3 separate regions of the Homo sapiens genome follow, and regions 1 and 2 are each linked to region 3. Evidence: chromatin contacts called from ENCODE Hi-C or POLR2A ChIA-PET data. All regions are on one chromosome and are shown on one strand. The core of a region is the stretch at or near the end of the contact, and the rest is flanking DNA. Distances in the headings are between cores, read along the strand shown.

Evidence for each region. Hi-C counts contacts between places; a loop is a spot of excess contacts on that map. ChIA-PET counts read pairs that join two places held with the same protein, here RNA polymerase II (POLR2A). Pooled maps may share reads with other maps.
Region 1: a loop to region 3 is called in a pooled map, with 2.8 times the contacts of the local background. The contact joins two enhancer-like sites. A Hi-C loop is called at or near these places in 9 of 37 single-sample maps with no recorded cell type and 5 of 50 pooled maps.
Region 2: a pooled map shows a loop between it and region 3 (2.4-fold over the local background). The contact joins two enhancer-like sites. A Hi-C loop is called at or near these places in 2 of 37 single-sample maps with no recorded cell type and 4 of 50 pooled maps. POLR2A ChIA-PET finds 5 or more read pairs at or near these places in 3 of 52 experiments (HEK293, activated B cell and activated T-cell).

The regions. Positions count from the first base shown.
Region 1 is chr6:157,555,806-157,558,685 of GRCh38, forward strand. The region is part of intron 2 of ZDHHC14 (zDHHC palmitoyltransferase 14); the gene reads left to right. Among named protein-coding and RNA genes, the nearest start is that of MIR3692, 28 kb to the left of the region's middle. RefSeq lists enhancers at 906-1,215, 914-1,699. Within about 2 kb of position 1,251, at least 5 of the 41 ENCODE cell types and tissues checked have a DNase peak (open chromatin) inside an H3K27ac peak, as active enhancers do.
Region 2 is chr6:157,454,272-157,457,334 of GRCh38, forward strand. All of the region lies in intron 1 of ZDHHC14 (zDHHC palmitoyltransferase 14), which reads left to right. Among named protein-coding and RNA genes, the nearest start is that of MIR3692, 73 kb to the right of the region's middle. RefSeq lists an enhancer at 830-1,721. Within about 2 kb of position 1,663, at least 2 of the 41 ENCODE cell types and tissues checked have a DNase peak (open chromatin) inside an H3K27ac peak, as active enhancers do.
Region 3 is chr6:157,844,696-157,847,820 of GRCh38, forward strand. The region is part of intron 1 of SNX9 (sorting nexin 9); the gene reads left to right. Among named protein-coding and RNA genes, the nearest start is that of SNX9, 23 kb to the left of the region's middle. RefSeq lists an enhancer at 1,561-1,650. Within about 2 kb of position 1,701, at least 2 of the 41 ENCODE cell types and tissues checked have a DNase peak (open chromatin) inside an H3K27ac peak, as active enhancers do.

The DNA.
Region 1 (2,880 bases), core at 1-2,500, 290 kb before region 3:
GAATTGTGCCAAAAAAATTATCTCCCGACATTGCCAAATGTCCCCTTGGGCACAAAGTCACCCCCAGTAGAGAACCACTGCTGTAATGTGAACTGAATTTGTGAGGGCTGAAGGGACCGTCCGCCTAGGAGGGGATCAGGAGGGATTAATCACGGGAGGCCTCTGGAGGACAGAGATGCACGCTGGATTCACAAGACACGCAGGCCATGAATGGCCGGAGGAGGCGGTACTGGGATGCGGGGCGGCAGAGACCAGGAGAAGGGAGGTGTTATTTTACAAACTAGCGACTGAACAGGAAAATATGGGGACCCCAGCTAGATGTCTTCAGCTGCCAAGCGTGGCGTACTCGGAGTAATTAGTGGATTTGGTTCGTGTTGTGGTGGGTCATAGCTGCACAAGGCAGGCGTCAGCAGGCAGGAAAGCAGAGCCAGCAGAGAGGACAGGGGTGGGGGGTGGAGGGTGGGAAGGGGGGATGGCCAGCACCCCACAGCGCTCGCTGTCCCCGGGCCCCATGTGTGTGTGTTCCACATGCCCATCAGTCCTCTCGGCAGCCCTCTAAGCCAGAGGCTACTGTGATTCCCACTTTACAGCTGGAAAAACTGAGGCACGCAAAGGACGAGTAACTCCCAAAGCCTCTCAACTAGTAATCAGCAGAGCACAGCTCAAAGGCCTGCCTGGCCGCTGAGCTCATGCCCTCACTGTGCTGTTTGGTAGGGGTTAAGGCAGTGCCAGGGGATGGAGCTCCTGTCGCCAGCAGGCGGAACGGGTCTCGAATCCAGGCAGTCAAACAAGGTTTGAAAGGAATACAAATGCCTACCCTAATTGACAGCACAGTCAGGAGCACGTACAGAGTGAGACTGAACAAGAAAGCCAGAGATGGAGTCCAGGGAGACAGCTCAGAGCCGAGGCCCCGGGGCTGGAACAGGGGACACGAGGCTGGTGTTGAAGCAAAGGCTGGAGCAGAGTGACAGGTGGGGACAGAAAGGGGAAGAGATGGCTGCCACCAGCTGAAGGACAGGCCCGGGCGGGTTCCAGGCGAGCTGAAGAGTGCTGACTCTGGTGGAGAAGCCAGTGAGAGGTGGGGCTGATGAGGAGGAAGAGTTGCGGGCACTGAGGGGCTCGGGTTAGAGATGAGGCCAGGCCTGTATCAGGGAACTGGAGCGCAGAGGGATCCCTCCAAGAGACACTGAGGGAGGACTCAGTCCTCTTTCTCCACGAGGGAAAGGCCGAGAGCCTGGACCAGACCATGCCACTCCGGGCTGTGTCCTGGGGAGGCCGCTCAGCCCTCCAGCTGCAGTCACCTTCTCTGAACCAGGGGCAAAATAGCACCACCTGAACTGCCGGGCTGCTCGGAGAATGACATGAAATATTGCACCTGCGGGCCTAGCACAGCCTCTCGCACGCTGTAGCAGGAGAGGAGGATTTGCTAGTGGTGACTAGGTCAGGGCAGAGTGGGAAATTGCAGCCAAATTAAACAGAGGGGCAGGGCCAGCACCACGGGCGGGCAGAGGACCTGTGCCAGGCTGGTGGCTCTGGGAGGGTTCTGCCAGGCGTCAGGATTGGTAGGGGTGCCTGTTCTGATAGAAGGGAAAAGAAACTTGACTTTTGCCATGTTAGGATTTTAGTCTCCAATGGCTCATCCTATAATATATATGGATTTTATAGACATGGACAGAAAGTGCACAGTTGATTTTCACATTCGGCAGAGGTGAGTCGTTGGTTAGATGTGTCCAGCATGCGTTAGATGGAAGAATGAGATGAAAACAAAACGTTATTTTAGGGGCAAGACTTTGGTTGTCCTTATTTGCAAATTTAGCTCTAAGAATAACTTCAAGACAAGGAAGGGGTTTGTGGTCCACCTCTTGTCAGCTGGGTCCATTGCTATCTGCAGACTTCCTCGTTTCATTTCTGTAACCACTGAGAGGAGTGTGAGCAATAGATGGCTCTCAGCTCAGTGCTCCCAAGCAAATAGACTAGCAAAGGAATGGCGGCCACTCCCCTGTGGGAGGCCCATGCTGTGCAATCCGGGCAGAGTACTGGGGACTGCTCTCACTTCCGTCACCCTTATTGGGATAAATAGTGAATTTCCCCTGATTTCCAATGAATGATTTTGATTGGCCAAGCCAGCGCTGTCCAGTAGTCTATAATGTGAGCCACACATGCAAGCCACACATGGTAAATTTTCCAGCAGCCACTGTATAATAGTAAAAAGAAGCAGGTGAAGTTCACTTTAATAGTATGTTTTATTTAGCCCAGTTATTGGGAGTATGATCATTTGAAAAGTAATCAATATGTAAAGATATTTAAAGTATTGAGATATGTTACATTCTCTTTTTTTGTACTAAATCTTTGAGATCTAGCCACAATATGTGTGCCCAAGAGCCCCCTGCAGACAGTGGCCAGCACCTTGGACAGCATAGATCTAAACTCCTCAACCGACATGCTGCCATTCCCAGAAATGGCTGATAATTACTCTGAGCCAGGTGACATTCATGTCCCCCTGATCCCCTTTTGACAGATGCCTGGTATTCTGATGGTTCATTTCTGACCTGGCTAGTCTGCATTACACAGGGAAACTGTTCAAGAGCCATGGATCACCCAGAGCGCCCACAGGTAGGCCGTTCAGTGACAAGAGTAGCCAATCGAGAGGGCTGACACCCAGCTGTTACCAAGTCTAGAGGAAAACAAAACTAATGACTCTGGTGCAAACATGGAATCCAATTTTGTGGAGAGGAGGAATTTCTAATATAAGAAAAGCAATGGCCCATCAGTAAAGAAAGATTGGATTCAGGCAAAAGCAATGAAAGACTCAGAATTGTGTTTTTGGTTTTATGTCTTCTGTTTGGGATCCTCATTTCAGGCCCTTATGATTCTGTTTTT
Region 2 (3,063 bases), core at 413-2,912, 390 kb before region 3:
CTGCCTACATATTTTCCTTGGTATGTTCTCAATATTTACTACTTTTAAAGGCACTTGTCTTCTAACATCAAGGAGTAATTCCCTGTTATCTCTCTACTTTATGTTAACATACCACACTCTTTAATTTCAGAAGACTCCTTGCTATGAAATGTGTGTATCCCTAAGAAAAAGAAGAAAAATGCAACATAACATTACTGATTTTAAAATGCTTTTAATGCAGCTTCTTCTTTTTTTTTTTTTTTTTTGCCACGAGTCTCACCCTGTTTCCCAGGCTAGAGTTCAGTGGTGGTGTGATCCTAGCTCACTGCAGCCTTGAACTCCTTGGCTCAAGTGATTCTCCCACCGCCTCAGCCTCCCCAAGTGCTGGGATTACAAGCGTGAGCCATGGGACCTGGCCTTAATGCATCTTTAAACATGAACTGACACAATTTAAAGAGCAAATAGATATAAATGCTCTAATTTTTCTTTTAGCACATAAAAAGCATCTGAAAATTTTGATAGTTTCTGCCATGTTAATGGAGTTATTTAATAGAAGCCACAGGCCAAGCAGTTATTTTCTTTTGTTAATGCTGTATTTGATGCTGACATGGTGTTAAATATTCCTAAGCCCCAGCAGAAGCACAATATTGATTTCAGTTGGACCAGAAAGCATCCTTTTGTGAGTGCCTCTGACAGTCCTGTGAACAATGCTGTTGGTTACTCTGGGCTGAAAACAGGCCTCAGTTTCAGTGTCACCATTTTAACACTCTCATTTATCGCAAACTGACGGGCCCATCCATTCTAGCTGCACATCTGTGGCCTGATGTTTCCTGGGAGGCGCAGCCAGGCCACTTTGAAAGGCAGCAAAAAGCTTTTAGGAGTGAACTGAGCAGGGCAGTCACTGCAGTATCATTGCCTCCCGAAGTTCTTGAAGCATTTCCCAGTCTGCATGGGCAGGAGGACCCAGGGTTTGTGATGAGCACCTGCTGCAGAAAGACTCGGTCTTCCTGAAGATGTGAGGCAGCAGAAGTGCTCTAGAGATGCCTTCACAAGGGCAGAGTGATCAGTCACCATGCCTTAGAGGCAAAGCACTCAGGAACTGAGAAAAGACAAAAGCAGGGGAGGAAAGCGTTCTGGCCTGGAAGGGTGACGCTGGCATGGGGGTTCCTGTTGAGTGCCTTTCCTCATTGTCCTTCCTACCCTGAATGAAGCAGGTGAACCACATGGGAAATCTGTCCAGACTTTTGGCAGACAGTGAGTTTTCTCCAGGTCTTTCTTAAGTCTGGAGGCCCTGATGCCGCCGGCCTTTGTGCTTGCGTTTGTGTTGTTTTCTAGATCCTGGAGTTACAGTGAGCTGGGGGTCCTGTTGAGGGGCTGGTTAGAGCCTTGCAGCTTCCCACCTGGCACACCCCTCGCTCCTCCGGCAGGAACCGGGCCATTTCGGGGACATTGTAATTTTCTTCATGAGGAACAGAATGTGATCTTTCTTACAGTCAACTGGGGATACAAGCGGCTCTTGTTAGAAGGAAAACGACTGTAGAACACAGCATTTTCTCTCAGATAAAGCAGTTAGTTTTAGAAAGGAAATTAGAGAGAGAAAGTAACACGTTGGCCCATTGTGTGTCTGAGCGGCGCTCTGCCTGCAGCTATCTCCGTGTCAATGGCATCCTTTGATAGTCGCAGTGGACCGGGTCACACCCCTTTAATCTGACTTGTGGGGGAAAGAAGAGAATTATCCTTAGGCCTCAGAGAAAGAACAGAGGAAATGGGAGTTTTGCTTTTTCGGCGAGGATTTAGGTTTCATCGGAGTTCATTTATGTTTGCAGATTGCGCCCTCCGTTATGAAAACACATCCTTTCCTTCTACTCCCGGAGGAGGCCTGCTGCGGGAGGGAAGCTCTTCCTGACCTCTGCCTCCCCGAGGAGGCTGCCACGGCGCGTGGCCCTAGATTCTGACAGAGGTACTGGGCTTGGGTTTGAGCAAAAGCAAAGACAGTTCCAGTGATGTGTCCTGTTAGCCCTTCGATTTTAGCATTTTCGGTTGATTGGCCTGAAAACAGGTGCTGCTCAGGCAGCTCGTGATCCACTTGGCCCTCTCCTCGTTCATCCTGGGGCTGCCAAAGCAATGGGTAGAGAATCAAGGCCTGGCCTAGAGTCCAGGCTCTCCCTAGTCATAAGTGTGGGATGTTGCCTCCCCCATGGAGCCAGGGTTTTTGCAAAGTGGGAAGGACAGTAGCTACCTAAAACGGCACTCAGCGCTGTTAGGGACCTGACGTGACATTATTTATTCGAGAACACCCTTAAAACTGTCAAGAATTGAGTAAGACAAAGCACCACCATGTTTCTCCCTGGCAGTACGAGCTGCTTCAGAGAGCAGGTGTGGGCAGAGAGAGGAAGTGAGCCTTATCAGCCTGATCTTTCAGTCAGGTTTTTACATTTTTTTAAAAAGAAGTTTGGAAATTTACCAAGGGAGGAGGAGATTGAAGAAGAATTTTACAATTATTTGGAGAATTCAGTGAACCGTTCTGTTTCTGTCCACCTCTTTTTGAAATTACTGAGAAGTAACGTTTTCATTAGTAATCGCATTACATGTGCTGGTACAAAGACTGAGTTGTGGGCCGGGCGTGGTGGCTCATGCCTGTAATCCCAGCCCCTTCGGAAGGCCAAGGCGGGTGGATCACCTGATGTCAGGAGTTCGAGAGCAGCCTGGCCAACATGGTGAAACTCTGTCTCTACTAAAAATACAATAATAAATAAATAAATAAATAAATAAATATTAGCCAGGTGTGGTGCATGCGCCTATAGTTCCAGCTACTTGGGAGGCTGAGGCAGGAGAATCGCTTGAACTCGGGAGGTGGAGATTGCAGTGAGCCGAGATTGCACCATTGCACTCCAGCCTGGGTGACAAGAGTGAAACTCCATCTAAAAAAAAAAAAAAAAAAAGACCGAGTTGGGATGGGCACTTTTTTGGCGCCAGAGTGGGCCACAGACTGAGATTCTGTGGTTGAGGTGTTTATCAGGGCTTCCAGCGTGGGCTCTGGGAACTTCATTTGTTTGGCCACAGCAAATAGAAATGGAGCCCAGG
Region 3 (3,125 bases), core at 451-2,950:
GGGTTCTCCTGCCTCAGCCTCCTGAGTAGCTGGGACTATAGGCACCCGCCACCACGCCCGGCTAATTTTTTGTGTTTTTAGTAGAGACAGCATTTCACCGTGTTGGTCAGGCTGGTCTTGAACTCCTGACCTCAAATGATTTACCCACCTTGGTCTCCCAAAGTGCTGGGATTACAGGCATGAGCCACTGCGCCTGGCCGTCGTCCTTGTTTTAAACATCTTTGTTTCAAACTATAAATTCCCAAAGTTCGTTCAGCCTGCGTCCAGGAGTGAACAAGGACAGCTTGGAAGTTAGAAGCAAGATGGAGTCAATTAAGTTAGATCTCCTTCATTGTCTCAGTCATAATTTTGCAAAGGCAATTTCAGGATTACAGGCTTCAGCCACCGCACCTGGCCCTTTCCCATTTGTCTTTTTTTTTTTTTTTTTTTTAAGACGGAGTTCCGCTCTTGTCGCCCAGGCTGGAGTGCAATGGTATGACCTCAGCTCACTGCAACCTCCACCTCCTGGGTAGAAGCGATTCTCCTGCCTCAGCTTTCCGAATAGCTGGGCTTACAGGCACCCGCTACCATGCCCAGCTAATTTTTTTTGTATTTTAGTAGAGACGGCGTTTCACCATGTTGGCCATGCTGTTCTCAAACTCCTGACCTCAGGTGGTCTGCCTGCCTTGGCCTCCCAAAGTGCTGGGATTACAGGTGCGAGCCACCGTGCCCGGCCCCATTTGTCTTAACTGTTGTCTCACTTACACTTATTTTGACAGTAAACTTTTTAGCCATCTACTTACATTTCTTGGAAACAATTACTCTTTTTTGAACTCATGTTTCATTAGCTATGTAATAATTCAGTTGCATAGCTATAGTAACTTACTGTAATCACAACTGGTTCATGGTAAGTATATGATTCAGATGGTGGGGTCAGAATTTCCTGTGTATACTAGAGAGTATCCTGCAAAATGCAGGAGTTCAACATGCCACATATTTTATACAAAGCATAGACGGCATTGGTGAATCTGGTAAATTGATTGTGTAGCATACAGGCTGTGTGATACTCTCCCATTAGTCATAGTTTTGAGATTTATGGCTGGTTCCTGTGGTTGCTTAGGTTGGAGTATGGTTCTTGTGAACTGAATATTGGACTTTGAAAAGAATTGATAGTAGATGCTGAATTTGGTATTGTTTTGTTCTTTACTCTTATAACTTGATTGACTCCCTTAATAAATCAGTATCCTAGTGCCATATCATAATTTACAAAATGATCAGAGGTGCTTTTGTAACACTTTCAGTGTTATTGATTTGCAAGAAGGATCAGCTGGAAGGCACAAAGGATCCTGGCAAAATTCTGGTGAGAGGCGCCCGTCCTGCTGTGCAGGTGTCTCTTACGGCCCTCCTGATGAGATTGTCTTCGGCTTCTCTGCCTTCGCATCTGATGCATCCCTCACTTGGTCACCTTTTCCCCTCTGTCAGCTGCTGTTAGGCAAAATCTCTTCCTTTGTCCAAGTATGATTCATTCTTCCATTTTTATGTAATAAACTTTAAGTTAGCTCTTCAAATTTTATTTTATTTTTCCAACTTAACTCTCTTTGGCAGTCTTATTTTACCATATCCTTAAGCCTACATTTGTGCTGCATTAAAAGCCAGCTGTAGTTCTGTGGTGAGGTTTATGTTAGCTCTGTGAATCTAGAAAAGAAATTGCCCTGAAGAGGAACTGCTGATAAAAATAAATCGTAGTTAAGAATACTGGCCTCAGGCCAAGTATGGCTTAAAGCAGAGACCCATATTCCTCATGTAACCTAGTTGTATATGTATTTATGTCGATGACCTTAAGGGGAAGTATCATTTTGAGTAGCTTAAAGATCAGTATGTTTCACTTTAGTAATGTTCTTTACATACTTTGATATAAAGTATTTAAATTCTTTAAAAAGGCCCAGAGACTTGCAGATCATCTAGGCTGACCCTGTCATTTTTCATGTGTGAAAGCTGAGAGCTGGGAAATAAGTATTCAGTGTCTTTCACCTTACACAATAATTCATGGTTATGATGGTGACCTTGAGTCATAAGAAAAGGTTCTTCTTGGCGGAGTGTGGTGGCTCACACCTGTAATCCCAGCACTTTGGGAGGCCAAGGCAGGCGGATCACTTGAGGCCAGGAGTTTGAGACCAGCCTAGCCAACGTGGCGAAACCTCATCTCAACTAAAAATACAAAAATTTGCTGGGCATGGTGACGTGTGCCTGCAGTCCCAGCTACTTGGGAGGCTGAGGGATGAGAATCACTTGAACCTGGGAAGTGGAGAAGTGAGCCCAGGTAGCACTACTACACACCAGCCTGGGCAACAGAGCAAGGCTCCATCTCAAAAAAAAGATTATTCTTAATTATACTTTCAGAGTAAGCTTTTTATGAAACTAGGAGAGTCTGCAGGTTTTTGTTTTTGAGACAGGGTCTGGCTCTGTCTCCCAAGCTAGAATGCAGTAGCATGATACCAGCTCACTGCAGCTTCCACCTCTTGGGCTCAGGTGATCCTCCTACCTCAGCCTCCAAGTTAGCTGAGACCACAGGTGTGCACCACACTGCTTGGCTAATTTTTGTATTTTTGGTAGAGATGGGGTTTTGCCATGTTGCCCAGACTGGTCTTGAACTCCTGAGCTCAAGCGATCTGCCCACCTCCACCTCCCAAAATGCTAGAATCACAGTTGTGAGCCACTGCGCCCAGCCTTGTAGTACTTATTTTAAAAAGACCAAGAAAAATGATGAGGCTAAAGTTTTCCTGATGGTGTAGATCTTTGGAAAAGCTGAATAACCCAAATGCTATATATTCTATAGGAGTTTTCTTTCTGAAAAATATATATTTTTAAATTTCATCCATTTCGATTGTTGAGTTTTTGGGACTAAAGTGGCAAGCAGGAATGTGGGGAGGCCTTGCTGGGAAGGAGCCAGGCTATGTATATCTGTGCTGATGGATTAATAATTTCCACGTGGGCCCAGGAAGGAGGGAGGAAGCTTCATCATAGGTTACACGTCGTCTATTCTGGTTTTAGTAGTGCTAAAATCCTGTAACATATTTTTCAGTATATTTTACTTGTCGGTTGTGTAAATACTCCTTTTCATCTCTGAATGCTAATTTATTTGCACA